Regions from separate parts of the Mus musculus genome. Here region 2 is linked to region 1. A link is a loop called in an ENCODE intact Hi-C map of the cell type or tissue named here. Cell type or tissue: left cerebral cortex. All regions are shown on one strand. Links, peaks and the distances in the headings refer to the core of each region. The heading gives the core; the rest is flanking DNA.

Region 1 (8,130 bases), core at 2,095-7,094:
CTCCCTGCCTTCCAGTCAGAAGCAGGTCTCCATCCCTCCATCCCCGTTAGTATAAAGCCATCAGCTCCTACTAAATACCAGAGGTGAGAAAATGACAGCTTTTCCCCAACCCCCAACTCACCTCTTCTAGCTGCTCTGCAATTCTTCCCTGAGTGATGTCTAACTAGCAGACAAGGGATAAAGCCAAGGGTGAGAAACGGCAGAAGAGGCAGAAATCTTGGGAGGGAAGGGAAGGACCGTCTCCACTCCTCAGTCATCTCAAGCTCAGACAGTTCAACAGAGTTTCAGTTTTCTTTTGCTTGGGGTCAGCGGGTCTCTGGAACATCCCACATTGTTGATTTAGTACTAAGAAAGACAGGCGGACCATTCGGGTAGTTGGAATCCAGCATTTCTTTAGCTTCTAAATATGATTGTCCCCTAGAACTGAAGTTCAAGGCTTTCTGGCATAATTATCTGACTTTTGGTCGCAGACTTCCCAGCCCTGTCGTGTCTCTAGCTGTCACTGGGGTGTTCTGCGTTTTATTTTCAGGTACCCTCTATGACTTTAATCCAGAAGGGAAAGGCAAGCCTGGAGGTGGGGGTGTAATCTGTGACCTTCTTCTGGTTATGAGGGAAGGGGGGAGGGAGAGATTTTACTGTTGAAAAAAAAATGTCTCTGGTGCGGGTGGAGACAGACTTCTTTCGGCTAATTGTGTAGTGAATGGGGAGTAGGAACAGGGGTTGCATCTCTTATCTCCCCCATTACTCTCTGCATTGTCTTCTATTGACTAAGGAGCGAGAGATCTTCTTCCTCCTCATCCCTACCCTCTGCTGTTTCTGCGAGGTGTGCTGAGCCAGGGCTAGATAGGGAATGGAGTGGGCTGATGGTGGCGGGAGTGGCCTTGCATGCTCACCGAGTCCCTTTGCCCCGTAGCCGAACCCATCTCGGCTAGGCAGCCAGCTCTGCGGCCGCACGTCCACAAGCAGCCGGAGAAGACCACCCGAGTGCGGACTGTGCTCAACGAGAAGCAGCTGCACACCTTGCGGACCTGCTATGCCGCCAACCCTCGGCCAGATGCGCTCATGAAGGAGCAACTAGTGGAGATGACGGGCCTCAGTCCCAGAGTCATCCGAGTGTGGTTTCAAAACAAGCGGTGCAAGGACAAGAAACGCAGCATCATGATGAAGCAGCTCCAGCAGCAGCAACCCAACGACAAAACTGTGAGTAGCCCCGAAGCTAAGCAAGGAAGGGATGCTAGGAGACCTTGGAAGACCGGGCTAGCGGGGCATCCCTGTGATCTGATGGATTGGTACTCTGTGGAGCACCAGCAGGAGCCCAAACCAAGGTGGACCTCTCACTTCACCTAAACCCAGGTGTATAGTGTCTACTCTCTACAAGAAGGCCGAGATTTGGCTGGTTAGAAACTGCAGACGTCTGAGTGGTGCCCATCCTCCCCCATCCATTGCTGATTCCAAAAGGGGTCATGGTCTTCATCACCATGGGCACCCTGGAACCTAAAGGACCTAGTGGCTCCCTCCCTCCCAGGGCAGATGGTGCGAGGTCTTGAACTCAGGTTCTGCAAGCATTGGCACCATTAGAGTTGCTCCCGTTGTGAAGGGCAACATCTTGAGTGCTGATCTAGAACATGATTCAATATACTTTCCATCTATCCAGCATTCTGGTCTCACCCCAACTCTTGGCAAGACTTGCCACTGTTTTTGCATTTGGGAGATCCCTTCAAGGTGCCCATGCAGACACTCCCCTCTTCCAAGCTTCCTTCCAGCCTTTGGTATCATTATGTTAGGCAACAACACACTCCCCTTCCACCCCCCTCCCCCACCTCTTGCTTAAGTTAAGGTAAAGGTTTTTTGTTTTTTTTTTTTAAACTACTTCAGCCCTATTTTTAAATGCCATTTTTTAAAAAAAATCCATTGTCATTAAACTTGGCAGGCAGACCGAGACTGGGTAAGGGTACTTTCTAAGTTAGAGCATAATAGCACAGAAGTAGCCAGACCCAGAAACCTTGGGGCTAGGGTGGGGTAAGTATGATTCTGGAAGGAAGAGTGCTTAGGGGCAGGGGGATGGGTTCAGCTAACTCAAACTGCCTAGAAAACCAGTATCAGAAGGCTGAAGGGAGACAGACCCTGGCTGGACCTCAGTTTTCTAGTTCTGGGAGACTGTGGCCTCTTAACGCAGGTGGGAGGGGTTGGGGTAGGGCATAAGCTGTGAAGGTGAAGCAAAAGGTGATAGATGCAGCAGAATTGTTTTAATAAGATCTCAGCCAGTCTCATAATCCACTGCACAGAAGTAGAAAAACAAAACTGAACTCAAACTCATATCCATAGGTACAGCAGATTAACTGAGTCAATACAGGGCCACTGTGTAGATAAGATAAATACTTGGGTATATTTACTTAGCACATGCAGACCAGGAAGGGAGGGAGTTTGCTCATTAACATGTTGGGATGGGGGGGGGCGTTATTCACAGAATATCCAGGGGATGACAGGAACTCCCATGGTGGCTGCTAGTCCGGAGAGACATGATGGTGGTTTACAGGCTAACCCAGTAGAGGTGCAAAGTTACCAGCCGCCCTGGAAAGTACTGAGTGACTTCGCCTTGCAAAGCGACATAGATCAGCCTGCTTTTCAGCAACTGGTAAGTGTCTGGCTCCCAAATGGGAAAAGACTGGATCCCTAACAAAAAAAGGAGACTCGTTTTAACTGTTAGGCATTGAAAGGTCCCCTGGGGTGAGGGAGGGTACCGGGATTAGAGAGAAAGCAGGATGTGGTGGTGAAGAGGAGGGAGGCAGATGGAAGGAAAGGAGATCTCTTGTGAATCTTTGTTTAAAACTGAGATGCCACAATTTAACTATGTAGCCTAAGTGTGTAGTGTGATCTTCCTACAAAGGAGGCATATCTTATGGGTTGAGCTTCTCAGTGCCTAAGTAGTTCTGTGTACAGAGGTACAGACAGTGGCAATGTCACATATTTTAGGCTGTTCTAAATTACAAGGACTTCAGAGACCACCGTGGCATTTGGATCAGCAATCAGTAAGTTCTTTGCTTTACCTGTGTCTTGTGACTGATTCAAGTAAAAATGACTGGGATGCACGCCCAGTGTGATACCCAGTTAGAATGCAGTTGTGCATAAGCAGCAGGGAGCTGTCTGAACACAATTCTCTTCTATGTCAACCACGAGGATAGTTATTTAAATAGTTTGGTTGATATTTATTATTGTTATGTTTCTTTCAAAGCACAGATTGATCTAAAGCAGAGGATTTTAAAAATATTTTTAAACAAATGAGTTCAGATATGACACAATTACATTCAGTGTGGCATGTATGCCAAAAGGAACATGAGCATTGTCAGAGGCAATGCATATTTAACTTGTGAAAACCTGTCTTAGCACTAAAGGGTCTAACACATTCATCCATAGCAGAGAATTAATTCATTTTACCTATAAAAGGTTAAGATAAAGAAAAATTTAAAGATAGATCGGTGTGGTGCATATGCTTAAGGTTTTTTTTCTTCTTCCTTAAAGGATGATCAGCCCCATAGATACTGTTTTATTAAACACGAAGCTGAGTCCTAAAAAACACCCCTTTCTTTAGAAGCACAGTTAATGCATCAATTGAGAATAGGTTTCCCCCCATTCTATCCTGTGCCCTAAGCATATTTGCTTTCTCTTGTCAACAGTTATAAGGGTGATTGGCCAGAGGCAAGTGCTTAAAAGGGCTTGGTACCATGCTCTCTCTCTCTCTCTCTCTCTCTCTCTTTCTCTCTCTCTCCTCCCCACCCCCGTGTGTGTGTGTGTGTGTGTGTGTGTGTGTGTGTGTGTGTGTGTGTGTGTGTGTATGTGTATGTGTAAATGGGCCAATCTAGTGAGCAGGCAAATTTGAGAAGTCCCCTGACCTCGCAAGGAGAAGGTTTAATAGATAGTAGATAAGGGATTCTGGAGCCAAAGAGAAAGTTTTTCCTTAAATAAAACAAATTGTCCCTAGGAAGCATTCTGTAGGTAAACTTTGAATAATAGAAAAGGAGGTGAGAGGGGGCTTGGTTCCTCCTGAAACTTGAGTGTCAGGTGAGAACGGTGAAGTGGAACCCGAGGAAGGGGTAGGAGGGTATGGTTATGGGTGGGGGTGACAGTTTACGTCACACTGAATTTATAATGAGATGATGAATGTGTAGGTCTCCTTGTGGAAAGGGGAGGAGGGGTCAGGCAATGAGAGCACACTGTGAATCCACTAAAGAGTTAAGCATTGTTCCTCAGGAGCCTGCCTTGAATTTCTGGCCTAGAGAACTTTCCTACTCCCCGGGCTAGTAGGCAGCTGGATAATTTTATTTCAAGCCTTAGAGGGAGAGTTATGATGCCACTTTACAGTGGGAAACACATTTGCTCTTAAATAATTTAATAGGACACAATGTTGGGAATTCAGCTTGGGTTAAAAGAGAGCTCTTTAGGAAGATGGAGAAATGGAGAGCATTTCTTTGCAAGTGCTTCTCCTGGGCTTCCTTTAAAGCCTGTTTAAATTCTATGACAGGCATAGGTATCTTTGTTGGTATACCAGTTCTACTTACAGGAACTTATAGGCGTAGACTCAATGTAATACTTTTGTATAGCTCGGGACACTACTGAAGCCCCTTTTGCTGACTTCTCAACCTTCCATACAGGTCAATTTTTCAGAAGGAGGACCAGGCTCTAATTCTACTGGCAGTGAAGTAGCATCGATGTCCTCGCAGCTCCCAGATACACCCAACAGCATGGTAGCCAGTCCTATTGAGGCATGAGGAACATTCATTCAGATGTTTTGTTTTGTTTTGTTTTGTTTTTTTCCCCTGTTGGAGAAAGTGGGAAATGACGTTGAACTCCGAAATAAAAAGTATTTAACGACCCAGTCAATGGAAACTGAATCAAGAAATGAACGCTCCAGGAAGCGCATGAAGTCTGTTCTAATGACAAAGTGATATGGTAGCAACACTGTGAAGACAATCATGGGATTTTACTAGAATAAAAACAAACAAACAAACAAAACCCTAAGCCCAACATATGCTATTCAATGACCTTAGGAGTACTTAAAAAAGAAAAAGAAAAAAAAAAGAGAGAGAGACCGTTTTTAAAACGTAGAGGATTTATATTCAAGGATCTCAAAAAATGCGCGTTTTCATTTCACTGCACATCTAGAGGAAGAGCAGAAACAGAGAATTTCCTAGTCCATCCTATTCTGAATGGTGCTGTTTCTATATTGGTCACTGCCTTGCCAAACAGGAGCTCCGGCACAGAGCGGAAGAAACCAGCCTCAGTGACTTGAAAGTGTCCTTTCAGGAAGGCGGAGCTGCGTTGGTTTGCAATGTTTTTAGTTGACTTTGACAAGGGGTTACGTGAAATTCTGGGTCTCTTAAGCATGCCCTGTAGCTGGTTTCTCTTTTACGTTTGCCTCTCCTCCCATCCTTTTCTTTCCTTTTCTTTATTTCTCTTTACAATTTTTTTGAGATCCATCCTCTATCAAGAAGTCTGAAGCGACTTTAAAGGTTTTTAAATTTGTATTTAAAAACCAACTTATAAAGCATTGCAACAAGGTTACCTCTATTTTGCCACAAGCGTCTCGGGATTGTGTTTGACTCCTGTCTGTCCAAGAACTTTTCCCCCAAAGATGTGTATAGTTATTGGTTAAAATGACTGTTTTCGCTCTTTCTGGAAATAAAGAGGAAAAAGGAAACTTTTTTTGTTTGCTCTTGCATTGCAAAAATTATAAAAGTAATTTATTATTTATTGTCAGGAGACTTGCCACTTTTCATGTCATTTGACTTTTTTTTTGTTTGCTGAAGTAAAAAGAAGATAAAGGTTGTACCGTGGTCTTTGAATTATATGTCTAAGTTTATGTGTTTTGTCTTTTTTTTTTCTTTAAATATTATGTGAAATCAAAGCGCCATATGTAGAATTATATCTTCAGGACTATTTCACTAATAAACGTTTGGCATAGATAATTAAATAAACGCAATGATTCAGGGTCCCTCTTTTATATGTTTATTAGCAAACCTTTGGCATGTTTGAAATGAAGGATTTGCTTGCGAATTGGGCTAAAATGACATACAGTAGACTAGGTGGGATATTGTGTTGCAAGTAGTTCAGGTCGAGTTTGCAAGTTTCGATTTCAATAGAAGTCTTTTCGCTCTTGGCTGTGATAATGTTACGGGTTTTTTGAAAAGGAGATGCTGTTTTCTCTTCTGTCACTGTCCTTTCCCTCCCCCTGTCTTTTCCCTCCACCCCCACCCTGCATCTATCCCAAAAGGAAGAAGGTCTCTAAGTATGGGTTTTGATTGGAATCGCTAAATTTTCTTAACGCCAAGTGCTTTATACCAAAGTCATAGCTTAAGATCGTTAAAATCACCCACAAGTCAAACATAAACTCTTGATGAAGAAACTTAGCCTAGCCAGTGAAGGGTGGCCATGGTAGACTAGCGGTGGCTGATTGAGAAACTCCGCTTTCTTTGCTCAGAAGGTAGGAAAGGCTGGGAGAGGAAACGCTTCTCTCAGCAGTTCTCAGAACTGTAGGTGTCTGCATTTTCTTACCTCGTCCACTTCCCCACCCCCCACCGCTCCTCCCTCCCATCTCTAATTTCAACCCCTTGAGAGAAAGGTAGCTGGCTTGCAAAGGGAGGCGCGGAAAGCATTTTATTTGGAACCGCCTTGTTTTGGAGTGAGCGTCCCCGCTCTGTGCGTTGCAGGCGCCCCACTGGCTGGGGTGGTGAGAGCGGACGTGCGCTCTGGATCAGACACTGCCACCCACACCGCGTTTAGCAAAGGCTCACCTGCAAGCGACAGAACCTAGGGATGGACACAAAGTCCTGGCTCAAATTGGGCTCTTGTTTGCCCCCTCTGACCCCCACTCCCCATGCCAGGTTCTTTCTCGCTTGTCTGTGCGAGTATAATGCCATTTTCACTATATGACAACTTAATAACTACGAAAGCTAAGTACCCTAACCGTGTGTGATGTGGCACGTTACACTCTGTAGCCCCTGACTCAGAACAGGGCGGAGGCCGGAGGCTGGGCTGGAGACCCCGTGACGCCCGAGGCCGGCAGCTCTTAAGTCTGCTTGCACCCTCTCCAAACCTGCGCAAATCTTGAAGTGAGCCTCAATTAGGCTTTTGTTTGGCATCGTTCTACATAACGGGTTAATTACAGGCTCTACCACGAGGGCAGAAAGAAAACAAACTTTGCATTGGAAACGTTACAGTGCATTAGACATGCCCTTGATTACTTTGATTGTTGTGTCTAATTCTTGACAGAGGGGTAATAATTTGGCGGGTGGTAATAATGGCTTGTAGTTGTTTGCTGGGAAAAAAAAACAAGAGTTCTGTCTTATCTCCTACGGATCTTCTTCCACGAAAGGCTCTCCCCACCATCTTCTTTTCTTCTCTTTCCACCCCCCCCCCTTTTTAACTGTCTCTGTCTCTAATTTCTCACCACTAGAGGTGATTTTCTTAGTTTCTTGGCTGCTATATAAATTCATCTGCCGTTTGTCTTTCCCTTTTCTCACCATGTAGAAAAACCACCAAAGAAGAGCATGCCCAGGGTTGGCAGGTACAGTGTGAATTTGGGGTTGAGCTTACAAAGATACTAGACTATGCAAGACTAAGGAGGTGTAAAGGCCTCTGAAGTCCCTTTCCCACTAATAGCCTGTGCTGGACTGACATGCATTAGGACAGAAACAGCAACGCAACTTTAGACTTTTCAGGCAATGGAGGGACTGGTGCAAGATGCACATCTTTGTTTATCTTCCATCTATGCACTGATTTCTGAGATTAAAAGTGTGTGTGTGTAGTTGTGATATCTCACATCTATAGCTATCAGTGTGTTCCGAAGTCCAGTCCATAGCTTGAAATATAAGTAATATAGCAGACAGTGGTGAGTAATTTTGACTTCACTTGCTAGATCCAATGTGTTTGTTGCCTGGGGTCTGTGGATGGATTGATGGGTGGAGTCCCTGTATAATTAATGAGAAAGATTCCCCTTCTAGTCTCCTTAGAGGGTGTGCTAAAATGAGTAGCTGACATGCCTTCCTGTTTGCAGATTATCCTGGTTCCCTCTTTCCTTTCCTCTGCACACCTCTGGAGACTCAGTTTTGAGCACCCTTCTTCTAAACAAACCCC
Region 2 (8,130 bases), core at 984-5,983, 570 kb after region 1:
TTACATATTTTTCTTATGAGATAAAAAACTTCCCTTTCATAGATCAAGAGGTAACAGTCCATAAGGAACGGACACAATAATTCAGATCTTTGAGGGAAGATATACAGCCTTGGGCACTTTGGACTAATATCTACACTGAGTATGACTTGCTATTTATGTCCTGCTAAACACAAGAACTCCTAGAACATGGCTGTTAAACTGAGAGGACCAGTGACCCAGGACAATTTTGTCACAAGAATGATATTACTGAGATTGTGCACTTGGTAATACACGAATAATCACTTATATAAAGTGATCAATTTTATTAAACATCTTCATCAATATCTATGTATCCTCTCTAAATAATTTCCTCTGGAAGACATACGTGTGTTTTGTTGTTGCTGCTGTGTTTTTTTTTCTAATTGTTTGTGACACTCTAATTCTATAAGGATGTGATGAATTCAAATAGATGTGCATGTTACAGAGCTTATGTCCATGGTCAGTAGCTTTCGGACAGGAAAAACATCGATTGGTGTCCCAATATACCAAGGCTATTTATTTTTCCTAAGGTTTTATACAATTGTTTCATAATTAAAAGACATATTTTAACAATGTATCCTTCAAGGTTATACCATTAAACTAGAAACTGAGAACTCTATCATTATTAGTAGACTTAAACATTTTTACATGTCAGTTAACCCCACCCCTTCCTCTAACAGAATTTCCCCCGAGGATATGAGCCTAATCCTGCATATGTAATATTTCACCTTCTCTTTGGAAAAGGTTTTTTACCTTCTGAAGATGAGGCTGTAAGGAGGGTAATATTTTTCACTGGCATTTTATCAAGTTTTATGTTGTCCTCCCTGTTTCCTTTCCCTCAGCTGCTGCTGGAGTAAAACAAAGTAGCCTTGATTTAAAAAAAAAAAAAAAAGCTTAATTTTGTATTTTGTGGCTTAGTTATAGAGACGGAAAGGAAACTGGTGCAAATGGAGATCGATTCTTTTTTTTCTTTTCTTTTGTATCCCCCAAAACAGAAGTGTGTTTTCTTAGATGCCCGCTGAATGCGAAAAATTTTCCCACACGGCTCTACGTCATTCCTCTAGAAACTTTAAGATTCTTTAAAAGTATCTACAAAATTAGGTGAAGGGTAAAATTATGAATTTCCCACTTGGAAGAAAGTGGCTTAAATTCTATCCAATTATTTGCCATGACAACCAGCTAAACACAAAAGGGCTGGAATGGATGGAGAGCGCTGCCTCTATAATCATCACTGTATGTCCTTCAAATCATGGATATGCAGCACCACCATCCCCGGCTACTTCAGGGCCATAAGCCTACACGGTAATTACATGCTTCGGAACACTCCACTTAAGTGCATCAATAATATAGTGAGCGAACATGTTCTTTAATTCTGCACCTGTAAATGGAGGGAAAAATAAAGAAAATATCTCTATCAAAAAGAAAAAAATGAAAAGGAAGACAAACAAATTAGGCAGCCAAATTATTTTCAGCTGTTTTTGTGAGATAACCACCACCCCCCAAATTCAGATGCTTATTATAAGGGTTTCGACAAATGAAAAACTATCTCTCTGCTTATATTAATAAAAGGTAAGGATATAGTAATGAGTAATGTAGAAGCTGAAAACAAATCAGAAAATATTCCTTTTAGCTGAATGTTTTGTATTTAATATAATCATTTCTGCCATGCATTGTGAAACTCCAGGTCATTATTTTTTTTTAATTTCAGATTACCATAATGTCTCTATCTAAATACTGTTAGGATAATTTAGATAATAACCCACCCTAATGTCCATGCTTCCAACAGAAAAGAAATATTAAACTGTCATGACATTAATAAAATTAACAAGTCATGGCTTTATAAATTTGTACTGACCACTATGCTATATCTCATAGGAATCACAAGGAGGTATTTCTGCTCATGTCTTTGTATGTGTGCATTGATGCATGCATGCATATATGTATGTATGTATGTATGTATGTATGTATGTGTTTACTTTATGAACTAGCAATCTATATTTTCCTCAGAAGTAGAAAATTAATACTTAGCTAAATCGGGCAGGAAATAAATCATCAAAACTTTAGGGAGAGAAAGTGGTTGTTATAAAATTATGAGACCTGTGTACTCTCAGCCATGTGGTTCAAAGTGACTCAATGTCAAATTCCCTGGAATTGTAAATTTATTCTGAAAACAAAATATATTTGAGTGAATAATTTTCTGTACTTTTTTGAATTTCAAAGAGCTACTTATTAAAATTATGCAGACAATGTTGACATATTTCCGACTGTAAACAAATTAAGTTTCTTAGCAGGCTTTTTCTGTGCTTTTTCAGTTAGGAAAACAATACAAACAGGCAAATCTGGGTAAGGATCAGCATTTTATGCAAACAAGCAATGTTCAACAAACACTCAATATAAAATACAGTTTTGTATTTTGACTTCAAAATATATTCGCTATTCAAATAAAAATATCACCATGATTTGAGACTATTCCATGAAACTTGGGAGAACCAGGTAAATTTCTACATTTATAATGAAAATAAAATGAATTTATCAAATTGCCAAAATATAGTGTGTTAGATTTTAAAAGTACTTATTCCAAAATGATTTTTAAATTTTTTTATTATATATTTAATTGATCAGCATACTTTAATTAATTATTCTTCAGTCTACAAACATACTATGGTTTTTTTTCAATTTGCTTTCTAAAAGTGAATTGAAAAAACTTATATTCACCAGATGTTTTTTGTAATCAAGAGCATGTATTGCAATTTTTTTTCTAATAGTAGACAAATAAAAAAAAAAAAACTATTCCCTTTTGGAAATGGTAGGCCAAATTAAATTGCTATCAATTCTTTTCAAAGTTCTACTTAGGAGTTTGATCATGAAGCACTCTAAAACACTTTTGATAACTATTAATTTAGTGTTTACATCCTCTTTATGTATCTTTAAGGTTGCAGACCCCTGAAGACATAGTAGTCAGGTAGTGATATGTGAAATATTCAGTTTTTAACTACATAAGAATCTTGCTATTGAGTATCATATCATATAGAGAAACCATTTTTTTTTTTAAAAATTCTATAGTGCCAAAGGCAACTTACTTTAATTTACTATGGGTCACTCACAATATAAGTCTGAGATGAAATATCAGTTGTCTTTTGAAGGAAATATAGGCAGTCTTTCAAGAGTTCATTGATATTGTTACAACTTCTTGTTTTATGCAGACATGGGCATCAAAACAGGCCAGTCACATAGCAATATTATTCTAAGATACTTCTAAGATTTGCTTACAAAACTGAATTCTAGAGAGAAAATGGAGACTTTATTTCAAGCCCATTAGAGGGTTTGATAATAATGGTACTGCAGGACCTCCCTGAATCACAGTGTTACTCCCTTGAGGTACGCTGGGAAGCCAAAGGGAGAAGGCTAAGGTTGAGGATCCGAATGACCTCATGTTTAGTTTTGTGTTTTGTTTTTTATTTCTGATTCATTTTGCTCCTCTTACTGGTTAGGAGGTAAGTGATAATATCCAAAAGAAAAGGCCATTTAAAAAATAATTCAAACTCTCACTTGGCCTACATCTGTGACCTTACCAGAAATCTTAGCTAGAATATTACCTTTTGAACAGATAACTGAGATCAGATATATAGAAACATATAAGAAAGAAGACATATAGAAACTATCTCTTGGTGTCATCTAGTGGCTGCATTTCACACTACATAGAAGAAACGCCTTATTGGTTTTCTGAGTAAAAACTGTTTTATTACATTTGTTTCTGAGTGACTGGTGTAAAAGAAGCTGCCATTCTTAACAGTCAAGTGAAGGTCAGCAGTCATCAAGCCTAGCCTGGCTCTTCACCCTGGTCCTTGACTGCGTCTTCTTATGAGGTCAGGACACACGAGCTGGGAAGCTCAGTTATTGCACACTGGTGTGAAGGTTCTGCTCCATGCCCCATTTAGGCTGCATGGCTGAGTGACAGAGTGTTGTTAAGAGACACCCACAGCCAACACACAAGGTATTTTCTCTTAGCAGGCAGAACAGCACTCAAGGGACTCTGATAGACTGAGCTGACATGCTAACAATCTGATTGCAGACGGCAATGGCCGGAGCCTCTGAGGGAAAGAAGAGTCCCCTGACCCTCCTGTCATCTGCTCTCAGTCTCCGTCCTAAGATAGGAAAACTGCACAACTATCACCAGGAAAGGTGACATAGCGAAAGTAACTTATCCACAAATGTGCCGAAGTGTCATCTCTAATGTTATAGTTCCTTTAAGACGAACTGTAATTTCTAATATAACTTTTCAATTTCGAAGGGAAAGGGCACCAAGGCTGGGTTGACAGAAATAAATTATCCAGATAATTAAGGCTAACTACTCCACTTTCTCCTACTCCCTGGCCCACACACAGACAATAATAGGGCTCAATTATTTATAATTCAGATTTTTTTTCTTTAAAAAAAAAGATTTTTCAATAAAACTGGTGTTTGAATAGATCAAAATTATTATCATTAGGAAGGAAATTATTAGCAAATTATGATCAGGGAATGTACAAAATTTTCAATTATCATAGTTTTTATTAGTGTCTTTAGCATAAAAACAGAAAAGGCATTTAAAGATGGAAACAATGAGTCTGAGACTTGATTCTCATTTTCTTCTGTTTTTAGGCAAATTTATAGATTTCTATCTTTATTAAACAGGATTTTATAAACACATTTGAGCTGTTTTCTTAACATTATTCTATGAACACTAACTGAAATTGAATTCACATCATTTGGTTGATGTTTGATTTCTCTCATGTATAATTCTTTTTAATTTTTGAATATCTTACACATAACTACAATTTAATAAAGAAATGAATAAGAAACTGCACACATGTGGGCTTCTAGAAAAATAATTTCTCCTGTTTTATAAAGGAGTTAGATACTGCAAGTATTTGTGTGTGGTATTTATATAGATGCCTATAAAGTATATATATATATACTATTTATACATGCATATATTTCTATGCGTGCACATGCGTGCACGCCTACACACACACACACACAATTTAAAGGTTATGTATGTGTGTATAAAAAGATAGAAAGAAAAAGGTACACATTACTCCCAAAGGAAATACTCATTTCAATTTAGCAATCCAAAATACTTTGGATCAATTTGTTTTTTGTTTATTTTAAAACATTAGGTTTCTTCTAAATAAAGTTCAGAAATATGGGTCATTTAATTTTATATCGCATGTGAAAAAGCATCAAATTTGACTAATGTGGCTCATTTTTCTGGATATATATCTTACTTTTATTCTTTTAGAACAACTGATCAGAAATTAATAAAAATTTATTTGAGTATGTGTTTGTAACAGTATCAAGTAACTTGTTACATTTGAAATCAAATGCAGGAACTAGCACAGGTAAAAATCATTAAAACATACCTAGCTTTTCATTTTGCTTTGTTTTGTTTTGGATAGTTAATAGTATAATTCCTTGTGGCCTTTATTGTTATTTTAAAGGACCCTTATTTTTATTTTGCCCATTTCCCCCTTTTTTCTGCATTTATCTCACATTTTCTAAAAAGCACTATACCTTTCCCTGTCTTCTGTCAGACAACTTATATCCTGTGGTCTTTCCCAGGGAAAAAGCACATTAATTGGTTGTCTGGTATCAAATGACCAGGCCTGAAATCATGGATACCAATAACATATGTGGATGGAACAGGTTATATGTAAGATTATACATATACATGTATATGCTTATATGCATATACACACAATTATATGTATATGTGTATCAATATATATGTATTATATACAATATGTATATGTATACAACACACACATATATATGCATATGTGTATCAATATATATGTATTATATACAATATGTATATGTATACAACACACACACACATATATACATATATATATATATATATATATATATATATATATATACATACACACACACACTAATTTATATATGTATGCAATAACCTTTAGTGAAAGACAAGGCCATAAATTTGAAGGAGTTGGCGAGGTTCTATGGATGTGTTCAGAACGAGGAAAGGAATCAGAGTAAAGTTTTAAGTATATAATTTCAAAAAATACAAAAGACATAGTTTTCAGGCTATTAATACCTTTTCAGATATGTTTCCTGGTATTAGAGTTAAAATCAGAGTACAGGGAAGTACCATTTTTAAAATACAGCAGGTAATTTAAATATGGAATGTGGAATGAAGGAGCTGTCTTAATGCTCATTAAGCAAAATCTATATAATTGGCTGAAGAGGTAGATGGAAGGACAGTCACACAAACAAACAGGCCATTCACACCCTCTCGGTATTTACATTACTAGATCCATACAGTAGACAACATTAGATCCAAACAAGACCATTCTTAGTTTTCCCTGAAATTTCAGGCAAAGCATCTGCAGAAATTAAGTACAGTATTATTTAAATTTATTATTCTTACCCAAACACCTTTTCACATATAATAGCTTATGTTATGTTAAAATAGATTTAGTTCAGTTAAAATCAATACTTTTTAAAAGTTAACACATATAGAATTCATTTGCATTTTTCTACGATGATTAGTAAAAATAATAAGGCTAAAAATAGTAGGCTAAGCCATCTTCATTCCCCACCCCATCATTTCCACACAATGTTGTACCTTTTTGTTCAAGTATATATTTTCCAAAATATTAGTAGCTAATGATTTGTACCCATGCAACCCATGACTCATAGTTCTTAGTGAGTCCACAAAGATCTCACATTGCAGTATAACATTGATATTTGAGAGATTCATGTCTTACCTTTTTTACTTAATCTTTCCTAACATTTTCAGATATTTTTAAAAATAGCCTTAATTTTATCATAGCACAAACATAAAATGCTGTATTTAGCAAACCTGTCAGCCTTATGTTTAATTGTGGGCAGCAATCTTGTAAGTCTTAACTTCTTATGTAATTTGATTTGTGCACGAATGGATTTCTCTTGCAAAATATCATATAGGAGCTATAGGTTTTTATAGCAACCCAGCTCTTTAAGATAGCTTTCATTTAAATGGAATAGTCCAGTTACACAAGAGGTTTCTGTTTCTCTGAGTTTCCAAATTGTTTCCCATAATAGACATTCAACTAGCATAACAGCCAAGGGGGATTACAACCACAAGTGCTTGAAGGGGAGATTCGAAGGCCCTCCTGTATCTTTCTTCTTTCACTAGGAGATTTGATGGTTGTGTTTTAAAGTCCCACTTTTTAATATGAGGTGACACAGTAAGAAGACTGATGACTGAGATGGGGCATCTGTCCTGCTTTTCTCACATGCAGGCTCCTTCTACAGGAGAAACAAAAATGGAAAAGGCTGAGACAGACATTGCCAGGGACCAGCCTCTGAGTGGAGAGGGGTTCTGAGAGAAGGTGGTCTGGGAGCAGTGAAAATAAGGACTCTAAGTCAAGTTGTGGATCCAAGCTGGCAGCCTTTACTCTGCTGGAGACAACGCTCCAGCCTGCTTTGTCTCTGTTCTGCTTGCTTTCTTTTTCTTGTCTGCTTTCTCTGGAGATCCCCAGACAGCTCTCTGCCCCCCTCTGCTCTGCTTGAGACAGTTCTCCAAGCAGTTCTCTCTTGCTACTTTAAAAAATATTCTCTGGATAGCTCTTCTGCAGATCACAAGTCCAGTCTTTATTTTACTTATCAATCCATCCATTTACTTCAGGTTTCATTTTTATTATCCTATGAATCAGCATCCCTTGGCCCTAGCCCCTTAATTCTTAGGAACCAGAAAATACACATTTACTTTTAACATTGCAGAAGAATTCAGAGATCTGCCAGACTCTTGTTAAGCACAGAGAAAAACTAGCTGGATGGGGCCCAGTCCTGAAATTACCATATCTACCATACCTTGACCTGTGTCCCAGGATGACCTTGAACTCAGGAATCTGCCTGCTTTTGTATCTTTCTGACAAGCTGGCTCATGTTCCTTTAGATTTGTGAAGCCCCTCATAATTCACATTGCACGCTTAGATTTTGCATAGTTGAGAAATTATGTATTTTTAAACTCCTGGTTTTAGAGATCTTTTCTACATCCTCAAGGACTGTCCGGAAGCTTCCAGTGTTTATGATTTTGCTGAGATATTAGCTACACCTTCA

Evidence for each region. A loop is a pair of places that touch in the nucleus more often than their neighbours do. Peaks named below come from ENCODE experiments on the same cell type or tissue, not always from the same donor. Only the 100,000 strongest peaks of a DNase experiment are listed, where the experiment ranks them.
Region 2: a loop joins it to region 1, with 3 times the contacts of the local background. A loop is called at or near these places in 2 of 42 quality-filtered maps.

The regions. Positions count from the first base shown.
Region 1 is chr13:116,296,116-116,304,245 of GRCm38, reverse strand. Isl1 (ISL1 transcription factor, LIM/homeodomain) reads left to right here. Exons shown (of 6, transcript NM_021459.4): 4 at 914-1,200; 5 at 2,468-2,635; 6 at 4,650-5,976. The coding sequence ends at 4,766. Among named protein-coding and RNA genes, the nearest start is that of Isl1, 9.5 kb to the left of the region's middle. RefSeq lists an enhancer at 8,092-8,130. In left cerebral cortex, for the core only: no CTCF peak of the experiment used is centred there; a DNase peak (open chromatin) is centred at 4,701.
Region 2 is chr13:115,721,331-115,729,460 of GRCm38, reverse strand. No RefSeq gene overlaps it. Among named protein-coding and RNA genes, the nearest start is that of Isl1, 580 kb to the left of the region's middle. In left cerebral cortex, for the core only: a CTCF peak has its summit at 3,698 (motif pointing left); a DNase peak (open chromatin) is centred at 3,824.